Regions from separate parts of the Homo sapiens genome. Here regions 2 and 3 are each linked to region 1. A link is a contact called in ENCODE Hi-C or POLR2A ChIA-PET data. All regions are on one chromosome and are shown on one strand. Each heading gives the region's core, a stretch centred on a gene start or an enhancer-like site at or near the end of the contact. The rest is flanking DNA. Distances are from core to core; before and after follow the strand shown.

Evidence for each region. A loop is a pair of places that touch in the nucleus more often than their neighbours do. ChIA-PET counts read pairs that join two places held with the same protein, here RNA polymerase II (POLR2A). Pooled maps may share reads with other maps.
Region 2: a loop to region 1 is called in a map of GM12878, with 3 times the contacts of the local background. The contact joins two enhancer-like sites. A Hi-C loop is called at or near these places in 39 of 168 maps with a recorded cell type or tissue (CD14-positive monocyte, Caco-2, Calu3 and 22 more) and 29 of 50 pooled maps. POLR2A ChIA-PET finds 5 or more read pairs at or near these places in 1 of 52 experiments (H1).
Region 3: a loop to region 1 is called in a pooled map, with 3 times the contacts of the local background. The contact joins two enhancer-like sites. A Hi-C loop is called at or near these places in 2 of 50 pooled maps. POLR2A ChIA-PET finds 5 or more read pairs at or near these places in 5 of 52 experiments (AG04449, BJ, MCF 10A and 2 more).

Annotation. Positions count from the first base shown.
Region 1 is chr15:62,780,222-62,785,140 of GRCh38, reverse strand. TLN2 (talin 2) reads right to left here. Exons shown (of 59, transcript NM_015059.3): 44 at 3,900-4,001; 45 at 1,251-1,370. Among named protein-coding and RNA genes, the nearest start is that of MIR190A, 41 kb to the left of the region's middle. RefSeq lists an enhancer at 2,107-3,035. Within about 2 kb of position 2,805, at least 11 of the 41 ENCODE cell types and tissues checked have a DNase peak (open chromatin) inside an H3K27ac peak, as active enhancers do; they include heart right ventricle and right lobe of liver, where a contact is called at or near this core.
Region 2 is chr15:62,832,763-62,837,681 of GRCh38, reverse strand. It overlaps TLN2 (talin 2), which reads right to left. Exons shown (of 59, transcript NM_015059.3): 55 at 4,053-4,178; 56 at 1,883-1,945; 57 at 1,609-1,791. It overlaps LOC105370854 (a long non-coding RNA gene), which reads left to right. Exons shown (of 7, transcript XR_007064671.1): 5 at 1-2,420; 6 at 2,505-2,599; 7 at 2,896-4,919. Among named protein-coding and RNA genes, the nearest start is that of MIR190A, 11 kb to the right of the region's middle. RefSeq lists an enhancer at 1,826-3,025. Within about 2 kb of position 2,126, at least 7 of the 41 ENCODE cell types and tissues checked have a DNase peak (open chromatin) inside an H3K27ac peak, as active enhancers do; they include heart right ventricle and right lobe of liver, where a contact is called at or near this core.
Region 3 is chr15:62,740,545-62,745,463 of GRCh38, reverse strand. TLN2 (talin 2) reads right to left here. Exons shown (of 59, transcript NM_015059.3): 32 at 4,695-4,834. Among named protein-coding and RNA genes, the nearest start is that of MIR190A, 81 kb to the left of the region's middle. RefSeq lists a silencer at 1,750-1,905. Within about 2 kb of position 2,868, at least 12 of the 41 ENCODE cell types and tissues checked have a DNase peak (open chromatin) inside an H3K27ac peak, as active enhancers do.

The sequences.
Region 1 (4,919 bases), core at 1,556-4,055:
TTCATGCTACAGCCTAGTCAATTATTCTAATATCTCAAAATGCAGGCACTGTTAGAGACTTAAGTAATCCCATGCTAGATATTTATGTATGCAAGTACATACATATATGGTACTCCTATTTACATGCATTGTTACCACACACATTAGAAAGTGATTTGTTTTGGGACTTCATTTCTGGAATATCTCTCGGAGTCTCTGTAAAAACATACTTAGATCTGACTCCCAGGAGAAATAGCAGCACTGAGTAACTTGGGGACAGTGACTGTCACTATAAGGAGAAGAGAAGACCAATTACAACCTTCTGCCTTGACAACTCAGTTCATTTAGGAACGTCTCGAACATGGTTTGCGCTCAATAAACAGCTTGCTGAATTTCACAGAATATAATTACTTTTATCTTTTAAGTGTCCCTGTAATCCACTCCATTAATCTTCATTTTAAATTGGGCTTCCTTTCTCTAAGAAGCCATGTGGTTCCCCCAAGCCCTGGACTCCTTCTATGTGTTCACACTGATATAGATGCTACAAAGCTCCTTGGAGCCACACATGACCTGTGTCCTTCCCAATGGACCACCCCATTAGAAGTATGAGAGATGGCAGCTCTTAGAAAGTGGCCTTTGGGGCCCAACTTTGGCTACCGTTAGACTCTTACGGGTACAGGCATTCTAAAGCCAAGTCTACACTGGCCACTAAGGAAAGCTGGTCTAGGAAAGGCAGGGAAGTAATAAAAGGAGTCCACAGGAGGTATGTCTGGGCTAATTCTTAGCCACCCAGAATATTCAGGCAAGACTTTGTTTCATGAAAGTAGCTCTTTCGAGGGAGAGGGATAGCTAATTTTCATACTTGAATCTTTCAACACTTCTGTGAACCTATGGAAAACAAAAATAATTGCGGGGGATGTGCTAACTGGAGTAGGAAGTGATAAGATGGCAGTCCCAAGCTTGGGCATGCTAAAAGAGACAGGTGACAGGGCTAGGGACAGGGGACCTGATAGAACACTGTATACAAAGTCCTTCTGTCTGAAAGCCCATGCCCCAGTTCTTGGCCAGTCTGCCCCATAAGGGGCAGTGAGACTTGAGTACAGCCTGGGGCTACCTGGTCTGGACCTGTGCTGTGCAGTGGTGGGGAAATAAACTGGGCTCTGGTTACTGGGCTGGGGTCTTCCAGAGTGGAGCTAAGCTATGAAGAAATACCCAGGAGTGGGCACCAGTGTGTGTGTGCATCTTAAAATAGGGGTCTTAAGGTGGCAGACCTCCTCTGGTTCCGCCGTGGCTGCTGCCATCTGGCCCTGGAAAGCCAGGTGCCCATAGTCACTGGTCATTTGTGAAGCCAGTCCTCCCAACTCCTCCGGGTTAGTAACCGACTTAGTCATCTGGAAAAAGAAAACAAGCAAGACACACACACACACACACACACACACAGAGAGAAACGCATGAGAACCATGTGTTAATATCACTGGAAGCCAAAGGGTTTCATTCACTTTTAAGCTCCTGAGGGGGTGAAGGCCAGGCCTTGCATTTGGGGCTAGATGCTGGAGAGGGCAATTCAAGCCAAGCCCATGCTGCATTGCACACAAAAGGCCAGAGCCCTCGCAGGGCCCCGCTCAGGCCACAGATTCTGGCCGGGCCCAGTGGGCACATGCTCAGCGTTCGGGCTGTGCAGCTTGGAGCCAGTGCCCAGGGCCCACCCTCTGGCAGGTGAGTGTGCCAGCCCCTCGCCAGCGCAGCCCTGGGGGGTCACCAGAGGAATTCCCCCTAGAAACCCCCAGGAGGCACAAGCCCTATGCGATTTTCACCCCTGGGCCAAGGCTTCTGTCGGGGGCTGATCTGGTCTCTGGGTGCCCTGAAGCAGGTCCCACCCAGGTGAGAGAGGGCATGAGGACAGGGCTGTTAAGAAAACCATGAATGACAAGTGCTGGATAAGTCAGTGTTTTAGAGGAAAACACTCATAGAGGATACAGCTTTGCAGTAAATTTGTGCCAAAGAATGACAAGGTTTTAGCCACAAATTTAGTTAAGAGTAGTGTGTAGCCCACATGGTCAAGTTCTGCCTTTATTATGAAGATACTCAGGATTTTTCTCTGTTTCATTGACTGATGCATCTCAATTATCTAAGGCAGCTGGCATGCTAGTTTCTAGTGTTTCCTCTTCCTCTGGACAAAAATACCTCTAAATTCTCACAAAAGCAGTTTTAATCTGCCACCCAGACGGGTGTCACTGTCCCTCATCAAGGGGCTCCCCTCCTGCTCCACCTCCTCTTGCTCTGGATAACAATACTGTCTCTTTCTTTGTGGCCTTTTAAGACCTTGATTTTAAACAGCCTTTTAAAATGTCTTTTGAATGACTCTCCATCCATCAAGGCAGGACAGGAATGTCCACCCTTTCTAAGGCATGTGTACAAGGACACGTCCCAGGCTTCAGGCTGAGATGTGGCCGCCAAGGAACGCACACTGAGCTGCACGAGAGTGAGTGTTGCCACGTGCTGCTCCACTGCGACCTGCCAACAGGTGCACTGGGAGTCTGGGCATCCTGACGGGGTGAGAAGGGCCTCTTTCACACAAAGAGCCAGGCCAGTTATCTCAGGAGTGGCCATGCAGCCTGAGGCTCAGCTCCTTAAGCTCATGGACACCCAGGGTCAAGCCAAGGCAGCTCAGGACCTGGCTCTGGAGACATTCCAGAAACACCATGAGGCTGCTCAAACATGACTGCTGCTGCACTGTGCTTCCTGCTCAACAGGAATCTGTGCTGAAAGTCTGCTGGCTCGGACTAGGATCCGTCCTCCATGCTCCCCTGAGAAGGACAAGACTGGGCTCAGCTCCAGCTTTTCACAAAACACTGAGATGGGTGTACCATTCCCCAGCCCGAATTCTTTTAAACAAGCCTGGCACAATCACAGAGTTTCCATGAATGAATGGCAGCAGCCAGGGATGACTTTGTGGTCCAAGCTCAACCCCTAGTGGACACATGATTACATGACAAAACCACTCAGAGGGGACCTGGGCACAGCAACCATGTGGTGGCTCATTCTGGTCACTTCAGCGAGGAAGGCCCATTGATTTCTCAACCCAGGCTTATGTGGCAAGTATCAAAGAGGCATCTTTCAAACTTTTATCTTATGGCATCTGAGCCTTTAAAAGTTGGGAGAAACTTTTTCTATGGACTCCTATCAATTCTTTGAAGACAACATTTGTCATCTTTCGTATAACTGCTTAACATATCAGATAGCATTCACTATCTCTCAATGCCATTTATATCTAAGAATCTATATAATACAGTTCTAGTTGCATTACATTTTAGAAAAACAAACAAACAAACAAAACAACAAAAACCAAACCAAACCAAAACATTACCTCCAAAAGTTGTATGCCTTCTACTGTCGGAATTTTTTTTTTCTTATTACATAACCATACTGTTTCATTTTGCCTGAAAGACTGGCAATACCTTATTTTCCAAGTATTATAACTTGATTTCATCAGATAATCTCATCTCTATTTTATCCCCAAATATCTTCTCTTGTACTGTTATTTTAATCTACTAAAAACACCTCAAGTCCTTCGTGAGGTGAATAAGATTCTCCCCCTTTCTCCTTAACTACAAATTCCTTGCTTTCCCCGTCTTTTCATTTTCTCTCCTTCCTTTGCTCCTCTGTCCTCATGCCCAAGTCTCAGCCATCTTTAATTCCCTCTTGCAGCTTTTTCATGAGAAAAGAACTGCAGCAGACTGGGGCTACTGGACACAGGCAGCCAGAAAGACCACAGATAAAGGACAGAAGCTGGAGCCCCTGAGGGACTAGAGAGTGGTCTGGGCTCTCTCTCTGACACAGATCTGGGATTTGCAGGCTCAGCGGCGGCAGTGGATAAAAAGGCAAACAACAGTGGGGAGGGCAGCTCTCTTCCCTCTTACCATTTCCTGAGCTGTCACCGCAATGGCTTTGGAGTATTTAACCACAGTCGTCTGATAGTCGACAAATGTTCCCTTTGGTTCTGGAGGAGTGCCTTCATCCAGCTACAGAGGAGAGGAAAAGAATCCAAAGGTCATAAGAAGCCTGCTGAAGTGTAGACTGTATTTACGAGAATTAGGAACTTTGAAAAACAGAGAGGGCCTCAGAGATTCTTTCGCCCAGTGTCAACTCAATTACCCAACTTGTGCAATAAGGACTTCAACAGAAGGGCACATAAGGCATTCAGGGTACATGGCAAGGAGAGGCTCCCAGCCTTGCCTGAGAGGAGTGGGAGGCCTTCCAGAGGAGTGATGTTTCCGCCAAGTCTTACCAGGCGAAGAGTCTGCCACATGTAAAAGGTGGGAAAGGCATCCCAAGAAAAGGGAACAGAATTCACGTACATGGAGGCGGGAGCCAGCCTGACACTTCTAGGGAAGCGCAAAGTGCCAGAAGATGAGGTGGGAAAGGAGGCAGACTCTCCATCAGGAAGCACTTCCTGAGGAATGGTCGAGTCCATGGCTATCCACGGAACCGTTCTTTATGAGCACAATCGGGGAATAGAAGGAATTAGAAGCACTAGGAATAAATTGTTGCTCACCTGACTATAAATGCAATAGGAACTGAGAGAAGGGCAAGATCACTGTGGGGTGGAAGAACTGAGACAATGGGACTATGTCCCTTGAAGGCTTGGGGACATATTGGTGTAGGAGATTTGTATTCAAAATGTGTTTCCAAGGCTTGTGAATGAACCTCGGGCTGCTTACTTAAACTCTGATCTCTAGTCCTTCAGTGGTAACTTCCAGGCATCACATGGTTACAGTAAAAATCAACACTACACCTGGTCAAGAACTATATACAGGAAGAGGAGAGAATGACCATAATGAAGATGCTGATGATAAAGATGATAATGCCAATGATGAAGAAACAGGCAACCCATCTTCACCACCACCATCCTCACCATCACCACTGGTTGCTGAATGGTA
Region 2 (4,919 bases), core at 877-3,376, 53 kb before region 1:
ATTTTGTAGCTAGCAGGTTATACAGCTGGGATCTGCACATAGGTCCATCTAGCCCCAGGGAACTCCTGAGTCATTTATAAGGGGCTCAAATAAAACATTGCAACATCCAGTTAAATCGGTAATGATGGGAACAAGAGTGATGCTGCATTCTATCTGTGTAAATCCTTAGGACCTAACAAAGCACTGTCATATGCATTCTCCTATTTGACCCTCATAAGAGTCAGTGTGGATGGCTCTATCCCCATTTTACAGATGAAACCCCTGAAAAGTTTTGAGTGATTTATATAAGATTATGCACCTAATAAATGGCAGAAGCAGGACTTGAACCAGGTCTCTCTTAACTCAGGATGTTTTCCTCAGAAGTGTCCCCCAGACCCAGAAATCACATATTCACAAACGAACATGCAGCTCCTCAATTTTTCCCTGGGTTTATCCCAGGTATCAAATAAAGGTGAGGGAGGTGTGGGTCAGAGAGGGACTCAAGAGGGCCAAAAAATGGAAATGCACTTTAGGCCTTTCACAATACAACAAGAATTCTGAGATTTCTGCCATTTATGATTTGCTACATGACTGATGTAAACATACTTTTAGCAATACAGACAATCTACATTTTAACACTTACAATAAAAAAATCTCGAAAATTGGAAACAAAATGTCCAAAGTATAGGGAAATTCTGGCATAATCAGTTGATGTAATATCATGCAATCATTAAAAATGGAACTCATGAAGAATGGGCCAGCTAGCTTTGCATAGAGAAGTTAATGAAGCCTTATCTTCAAGGAAAAATTACATATGATAAAATGTTAAGTGAAAAGAAAGCAGAATGTATCTCGCCATGATTACAACTGGACAAAATTATTTTATATGTAGATAAAAACGAACAGAAAGCAATGATAACGTTTGCTATATGAAGATGTTGGGGCTGTGTGATTTTTTTCATTTAAGCATTTCTTTTATTGTATTTAAAATATTTTTATAATTAAAGCAATCAGGAAAATGTATCTGCTCTGAGAAGGACTTGATTGTTACCTTCCTAACATGTTCTCTGGGCTCTGGGAAACAGCAACAGTCTCATAGAATTTCAGTCATTTTACTCCCTTCTGTAGCAGACACTGGCTGAAGGCCTCCTCTGAAGCAGGCACCGAGTTAGTAACGTATGAGAGAGGCACAGATGAAGATGTGGTGCCTGCATCTAAGAGGCTCACAACCTGCTCACAGACAGACCTACAGTAGCACCATGTGATGGGAACCTGAGTGGTCTGGCTAGGGGCTCTCAAAGCACAGAGGAGGGATAAACTGCCCAAACCCTGGGAGTCAGGGAGGGCTTCCCAGATGAGTCACAAAGGACAAGTAGGGGTCTGCTGGGTTGGGCTGGCGAGGAGCAGGGCCCCAGGGCATGAGACCAGAAGGCACACGAGGAGAATGGCAGCGTGGTGGGGCAGCAGTGGAGGATGCATGGACGCACGCAGTAGATGAGGCTGGAACGTGGACAGGGCTGGCTGATGGAAGGCCTGGTGGGTCATGCCAAGGAAGTGAGGCTTGTCCCCTCTGGTGACACTTACCCGCTCCAACAGGAGTATTTTCCCACCAGCATCAGTGACCATTACCTGTAGCCGCCTCATGGCCTCTGAATCCTGGTCGGCCTTCACCTTGCAGGCCACCAGCAGCTGAGCCGTGGAAGCGGCGACCTGCTTGGCAGATGAGATGAGCTTCTCCTCGCTGGCGTGTCCCTGAACGGAGGCATTGGCCGCCTCACAGAGACTGCTGGTCGCAGCCGCCACCATCCGGGCCTGGGGACAGTCAACGGAGAAGTGACCCAAGGCCCAAACCTCCCTCAGGGGACCCCAAAAGCAAACTGGGAGGAAGGAGAAGGCAACTCACAGCAGAAATCAGCCCCTGTGACCACTGTCCGTCGTCTGCAGCATTGGCAGGGATGGAGCCCACCTAGAGAGTAGAGTCGAGAAATTGGCCATGAGGGCAGGCAGCCCCAGTGGTCGCAGCCCCTCATCCCCAGACCTTGCTCGGGAACCAGACTTGTACCCCGCTTGGTGCCTCCTGCCAACAGCACAGGCCTGAGAATGGAGCAACCTTTCTCACGTGGGACTCAGGCCATGCCAAGAAAGATTGCACAGCACATCCTGGCAGGTTTCGCCACCAAGAGGCGACAGGAAATGCTAAGAATGGCTCCACTTAGCTTCCAGGTACTGCAATTCTGGGAAACGGCTCAGGAATGATGACCTGGGGCTGTCTTTCTACACTTACTCCTCTGCTGAGCTTTCTCCATTTCATATGTGGGAGCCACTAGGCCTCCTCTTTTCAAGGGCTAAGAGAAATTTAAATCTCTCCCGATTACTGACCCTGAAAACCACACTGCGTTTCTGGCAGATGATGTTAAAAAAGTGTGGTGGAACTCCCTCTGGTACAATTGAGTGCAGACCCTTGTCTTAAGGAAATACCATTTGTCAGGGGTGGGAGAGAAATATGGATCTCTGTTTCTATTTAGAAATCATGGCAACAAGTAGAACATTTTCTGTCCACATCCAGAGGGAGAAGCCACAGGAGGAAATACCTTGAAGCTTGTGGGACGTGCCTGGTGAGGTAAGAGTATCTCAATTTGAATATGAAATTGGGGGTGTGTCAGCAATAAAAGGGCCACATCAGGGATTGCTGAATGTCAGGTAAAACTCCAAGGTCCTGCCTATAATACTATAGTTCACCCAAGTCTGGCTGAACCTCCTTCACCAATTTTTTAAATGCTTGAACACGTAAGTTCGTTGGAGGACAGATAGGGACTCTGCCATGTCCAAGTTGGATTCTCTAGTATCTAAGCAATGTGTTGGACACATAGCCCTTTATCAATGTTGAAATAACCAGGATTTTTTTTTTAAACATAGGATATTCCGTTCAATGACACATCTGTCATCTTTACATGTTGACCAGCCAACAAGAACTTGCTGAGTACAGGACGGACAAGGTTGGCATTCCGCTGGCTCTACAGGGGATCAACGGGAAGGATGGAGAGAACAGCTTGTGTGCCAGGTGGGGAGACGGACATGGACCAATACTGAATAACCTACAACACAATGGTTTAGAAAGAGAATTCAAGGTATGTGGACTGGACTTAAGCCATGGCTAAGCTCACAAAAGACTTCCTGGAAGAAGATGTACAGCCTATGGTGAGGCACAACCTCCCTGTCTGTACTGCGAGTTCTTGGGTCAAGACACAACTCACCTCTACCTATCTGTACACTGACAGCAAAGTCCTTTTAATATCAAACAGAAATGAATGACAATGATGGTGACCACATTTCCCAAACCCACGAACGGTCAGGTTTCTGTGGCGCCTCTCCATTTGAGAGGCTCTCTGAAAGCCAGTCGTGGATAGCATGCTTCCATGTGTATGTAAATAACAAGACATATGGAACATGTTAAATCGGAAGACTGTTCCATATCCAGAATTACTAATGTACTAATAATCCTTTGAATCCTCAAAAAAAACAAAAAACACTATACTTTTATGCCAAAGTAGATGGAATGGGTGACTAGAGATAAAGCTGAAGAAATTTCAGATTTAAAATCTGACTGGCCCATTCACCAGCAGACTTAGGAAAGTGCTAACTGCGAAGCTGGCCAGTATTCAGCTCGACAGTCCTAAAAACAAACGGAACCCTTTGGAGCTGGAAAGTGGTATCATAAAAGCCGCCGAATGCGGTGCTTCTAGAGCGGCCCACCAGGAAAATATGACAGTTTACATCTTTACGTAGCCTAATGTACAGTGGGAATATAAATATCTCGTTCAGGCCCCAGTCACTGCCTGGAATGGGATGCTTTCCTTAACAAGAAGCAGATGAGAGGCCCAGAAGCCAAACCTCTTATTCTGTTGGTCTGAAGGCTGTAGTTTTCAGTCGGTCAGCACAGAGAGTGGCAATTCAGGGAGGGAAGGCACTGCATGTGTTTCCTTGGTCAGGACAAAAGCTTGTAGCTCTTTTCCTGGGCCCCCTGAGGCTCTCGTACGTTGAGTGTCCCGCATGTGGTCAGCGGCTTTACCCACCTTTCCTTGGGCCACCAGCTCCCTCTGGGCTGCTGAGGCCGATTTGACCAGGGCGCTTGTGGCAGCAGCAATGGATTTAGCAGCTTCCAAGATCTGTTCCTCAAAGTCCAGGGTCTCATCCGCTTGCTATAACCAAAAGAAAACAGCATCACATTCAATTCATATCCACAAAGGGCTCTTTCTTCCAAACTACTTACTGCCGGGTCACCTGGCTCTTCACCTGCCTATTGTTTTTTGTTGACAAACCACACCTGAAATGGGATGGTTCCTTAACAAGAAGCAGATGACAGGTCCCCTGTGCAAACTTTCAGGACTCTTAAGTCAGTTTGGTTAAGCCACCCTCGGGTCACAGTGTGGAAGATGTGGCTGGTACCTTTCAGGCATTAAGAGACAATGGCCAGGCACAGCAATAGTTTTCTTTGTATGTGTGGTACAATATATATAACACAAAATTTACCCTTTTACCTAATGTTAAGTATTAATACACTGACACTGTTGTACAACAGCAATACCAGGATAGAAAGGTCAGGATGCCTCTCCACCTGCAGCCCCTTCCCCCTAACTCCAAAAGGAAAAAGCCGTTAGCTTGACATCCCACGGAAATTTGCAGACAGACTCATTTTCTGGAACAAAATCTTTAAAGATATACACTCACTGTGAACAAAATACACTCAAATGGTTTTAGCAACATCAATAACTGAAACCAAAATAATAAAATCAAAACAGTAGATCATAGCACTTACTCTCTTCTAGAGCCTAAGCCTCAAAAATGGACTTTAAAAAAAAAAAAAGGAAAGATGGCTACCAGTTCTGAAAAGTTGTCTTTTTCCTGGGTAAAAATCAAAGCCAAACAGCACTGGCATTTCT
Region 3 (4,919 bases), core at 1,619-4,118, 40 kb after region 1:
TTCAATAAATCTACCCCCCATTAGAAATTAATCAATTTACATTATCACAAAAAATCTGGCCAAAATTAGAAGGGTCTCTGTTCTTTGTAAATCCAAATAGGTCTGAAGTACAGTTACTTTTATTTTTTTTTTACCATCTTTTTTTAGTGATCAAAGCCACATAAGTTCATTTTTAAAAATACAAAAAAGCTAAATAACCATAATGCTACCTTACAGAGATAGTGTTTTCATCTAGGCTTATCTATCTACTCTCAGTTTCTAAAAAACTTGGGATCTACAACTTCAATGGTTAAAAAGGGTTAAGGTAAAACATTATTTAGTGTTCAGAGATGCTGAATAGGTTCAGTTGAAGTGTGAGAGCTCTGGCTGGAAGTTTTAAGTAGATACAGAAGTGGGGTGGAGTGTGAGAAGAAAATCAACCACTTTGTGCTTCTGATTACCTATTTAGCACAAGTCACCCAGTCAGGAGCTTAGAAGGTAAAAAGCAGCAGCAGACATCTGTCTGCCTGCCTCCAGGGAAGAGGCGCCTGGGAAAGGAGGAAAGAGCAAATCGAAATTGACCTTTCTGTATTCCCAGGGTCCTGTTATGTCAAGGCACAGAGATTAAAAAATAATCTAGGCCAGGCGCGGTGACTCACGCCTAGAATCCCAGCACTTTGGGAGGCCGAGGTGGGTGGATCACTAGGTCAGGAGTTTTGAGACCAGCCTGGCCAACATGGTGAAACCCCGTCTCTACTAAAAATACAAAAATTAGCTGGGCATGGTGGCATGCGCCTGTAATCCCAGCTACTCGGGAGGCTGAGCCAGGAGAATCACTTGAACCCGGGAGGTGGAGGCTGCAGTGAGCCGAGATCGCGCCTCTGCACTCCAGCCTGGGCGACGGAGCGAAATTCCATCTCAAAATAAAAATAAATAAAAACATAATAATAATCATCTAGCTGGGCATGGTGGTTTGTGCCTATAATCCCAGCTACTCCAGAGGTTGTGGCCAGGAGTTCCAGACCAGGCTGAGCAACACAGCAAGACTGCCTCTCTTTAAAAAAAAAAAAAAAAAAAAAATTAAAAATAACAAAAATAATCTTTTATGGCTCTCTAGGATGGCAAGGTGTTTGCAATCTAATGGAAAAGGCAAGACAATGAGAAGACAAGGTACAAAGAAGTTGGATGAAAGAAAGCAGTACCAGGGCGGGACACCCGGCAGGGCATGATGGATCGCTGAGCAAGGGACCAGAGGTATGTAGGGACTCGCAGGGAGCCGGAAGAAAATGAAAGCCTCAGCTGCCGGGCACAGAGTCTGCCTGAAAGGGAGGGCTCGATGTAGACTGAAGCAATTGGAAAAGTCAGGGCTGAGTGACATCCTGATTTGGATGGAGGGAAGGAAACATTCTAGGTAAGACCCACAGAGAGCAAAGGTCTCTTGTACACCTTTCTGTTTACGGAGCAAATGCACTCTTCTCGTTTGTGCTGCTTGCTAGACCATCCATCTTCACAGTCTTTGGGGACAGGAGGAGCCCCGTCCAGCAAGAACCTCAGACCAAAGGGGAGCCAGGGGGGCAGGTGCTACCTTGAGTTCCTAGGGAGCATCCTCTGTGGACTGGAAAGCAGCTGAAACCTGGCCCGGGGGTGTGATGCTGGCCGCTGTGGGCTTAAAGCCTTCTCAGTTCTGGAGTCCTTCTGGCCAGGATGACTGTGGTGGTGAGCAGTGATTCAGGGAAGGTGTTCAGAGGTAGGATACCCCCTTCGTTTTGGCAACTGCAAGCTAGCTTTCTATTTCCTTGACTAAGTTTAGGGGGCACCTGACCAGCCCCTGGTTGGGGGAAAAAGGCTGATGAATGGGTGACAAAGGGTCTCCAGCTCCACCCAACTTGTCAGAAAAGAGCCAGAACCCAAACAGTTACACGGGAAGAAAATGAACAAACCAGGCACTAAATAGCAAATGACTTCCTCTCCCCTAGGCATCCAAAACCAAGGGGATAGGTAGGGTCCCAAAAACGTACCCAGGCTCGGAAGCAGAATTAAGAACAGAGGAAAAAGACATCCTCTACTTTTTTCTCCAGAAGCAAACCTTTTCTTCCCAGAGCAAGAAGGACCACAGAGACCACAAATAATAAGGGGTTTGAGACTGTTAACACAGGAGTGGGACAGGGCTGAGTTGGTCCAGGCCTGGGTCCCCGCAGTGGCATTTCTGGGGACTTTGAGGATACACACAGGAAGGACAGGCAGGACCTGACAGTCTCAAGAACAAGGAGGACAGAGGACTGAGGACTGAGACTATGATGATCAGATCCCTTCTGCCCAGCTTCCTGTGCACTTTTATGCAGGACTGTTCTAGGCCCAGATGAAATGAGCGGAGCATGTGGTGAGTCCTGCCTAACTCCACCAGGGCCACATAATGAGGGTTATAAATACACAAGATATAAAGACACACATAATAAGACAGGCCCTGTCTTATTCACAGTGTGCACTCAGCACTGGGCGTCACCCACATCAGGCCTGTGATGAAAATCTATGTAATGAAGACATGAATGAATAAGACAATGAATGAATGAACCCCAGCCTGGCAGAGCTTTGTGTCCCAAGAGGAGCCTGCCTGACCCTCTTGACCTGGCTGGAGTCTCTGCTGAGAAACAGCCCCAGGGAGCAGAAGCTTGCCAAAATGTGCCAAAAAACCAAGGAGAATGTGCCAGCGTTTTCTCGCAACAGTTCCATCCCAAGACAATCATTTTCATGTGATGATTTTTAAGTGCTTACCTGGCTATGAAATCACCAGGCTGGGAATTCTCCGTCAACTGCTAAAAGCCAGGACAGAAAGGCAACGAAAGCTTTTTTTTTTCCCCTTTTCCCCATGTCCTTTCTTCGAAGCCACCACCAGGGGGCCTGCACCTATTCACAGAGCCATACACCAGCAATATTCTTTCCGGCTCTGTTTCCTTCTATATCTGGCTTTCAAAAGGGCAATTTATACATTCCCCCTCCTTCCCACAATTTAGGAGAGTGAAGCCATTCCAAGCTGGAAACTGTAATTTTGAAATGATGCAAAAAATTGAAGATAATGAAAAACATCTGAGTTCTGATACCTGGAAATGTCAGTTGCCTTATCCAAAGGCTCCTTTGTAGGAAAAAAAGCAACGATCAAGAGGGGGTTTTCTATCAGAAACAGCTGCTCAACAGAACAGACATCACCCCCAACCCCACCTCCCATCTCTCCCACCATCAAGGGAGGTCACTTATTTACTAGAACAGTCACGAACAAAGCATGAGATGGGAAGATAATTTTCCAGTCCCCTAGTGGCTCTAGCTATTGTTTGCAGTTAAAATGTACCTTCCAGGAATAAATGAAGAAACTCAAGGGTTTGCAAGCAAACTGCTCTGACAGTGTCTAACCCTTCACACACACACACACACACACACACACACACACACACACACACACACACACCCCACTACAAGCCAAGAGGGAGGAAGGACATGTTTGGACCATGAGTACCATGAGATCTTATGTGCTGAGAGCTAAGGAGAGCTTTAAGGATGATGTAGTTCATACCCCCACTTTGCAGATGGGAAAGTTTAGACAGGCTGAGCAACCTGACCAATGCGACTGAGTTAGTCAAGTATTAAAGCTTGGAATATAATTCAGGTCTCTTGATGCCGACAATTTAAAAAACAGCCAATGATCTCCCAGGGGAGACATAAAGACACACACACACACACACACGCGCAAATTTTAAAAAACCAAGTTAAAAAAAGGAAAGCAGAATCAAAGCTATGCTTTTCAAAAATCACGAATCTGCACATTATAAAAAGGCCTCCAATTACTCTCTATCCCCTAATAGTCCTGCTTTTAATCTCTCTCCACTGTCAGCTTTCTTATACGTAATATGATGGTAAATAATGCTAAAAAAACATGCCTGCACCACCACAGAATCATGACCACCCTACTCTCTGGGTTCAGGAAAATGAAAGAGGGGCTGCTGATACGAGAACCCCCTGGGCTGTCACTGCAGTGCTCCACATACCACATTCAACCACTAGTTACTGAACTAACTTGTGGCCCTGGAGCAGAAACTATACTGTTTTATCCACTTCCCTGGGTGAAACCAACAGGAAAGAAGGACACCCAAATCATCCAAAATTCACACTCATGTTTTAATATATTTCCAAAAACAATTTATTCCCACTGCCTCCCTACTCATCTTAAAGTGGAGCCTTCCCCATGTGACAGATACAACATGTTACATTCAATCTAACACTGATGCCAGGCACAGGGTTAAGTGCTCAATAAAAGTCTGCTGAATGACTTGATGAGCACTGCTTTTCATCTTTACGCTTTTCAGTATTTTCTGATGTTTCAAGAAGCATATATACTATTTTATAATCAGAAAGATATAATGCTACTTAAAAAAAATCTGTTTAATTCATTGCATTTACAAGTCAAAATGGACCTTACGTCTAAACAAGTCTCTACTGAAAAGGCTGTATGAGAAGACAGAAGATATTTTTAGTGGGGAAAGAACATGGAAATGAGCCAGTTTTATAAAATATCAGAGTGTCCATCACTCTCAGCTCCACCTCCCATGACCTAAGGACAGCACCAATTCTTTTGCTCAGCAAAAGTGGGAGGATGTCAGGCACATCTTCAGACTGCAATGACACTGTCTAACCACACACGAAAGCACATTGTGTCCCACTCCTACCTTGCAGCTGCAGCCAGGAGATTTTTCGCATTGGGAGCTCCTGGATCTACAGAGAGAGACTTGGCAGCTAACAGCAGCTTGCTGGATGCCATCGAGATATTCTTGAGGTTCCCTATCACTTGGATCTGGTCTTCTTTTGTCTGGAAGGTCAAAAGGAGCCGGAGCTATTAGGGCCTGTCCATTTCTTGAAGGAGGCATTCAGAGAGCTAGGAGCAGCATCCTGAC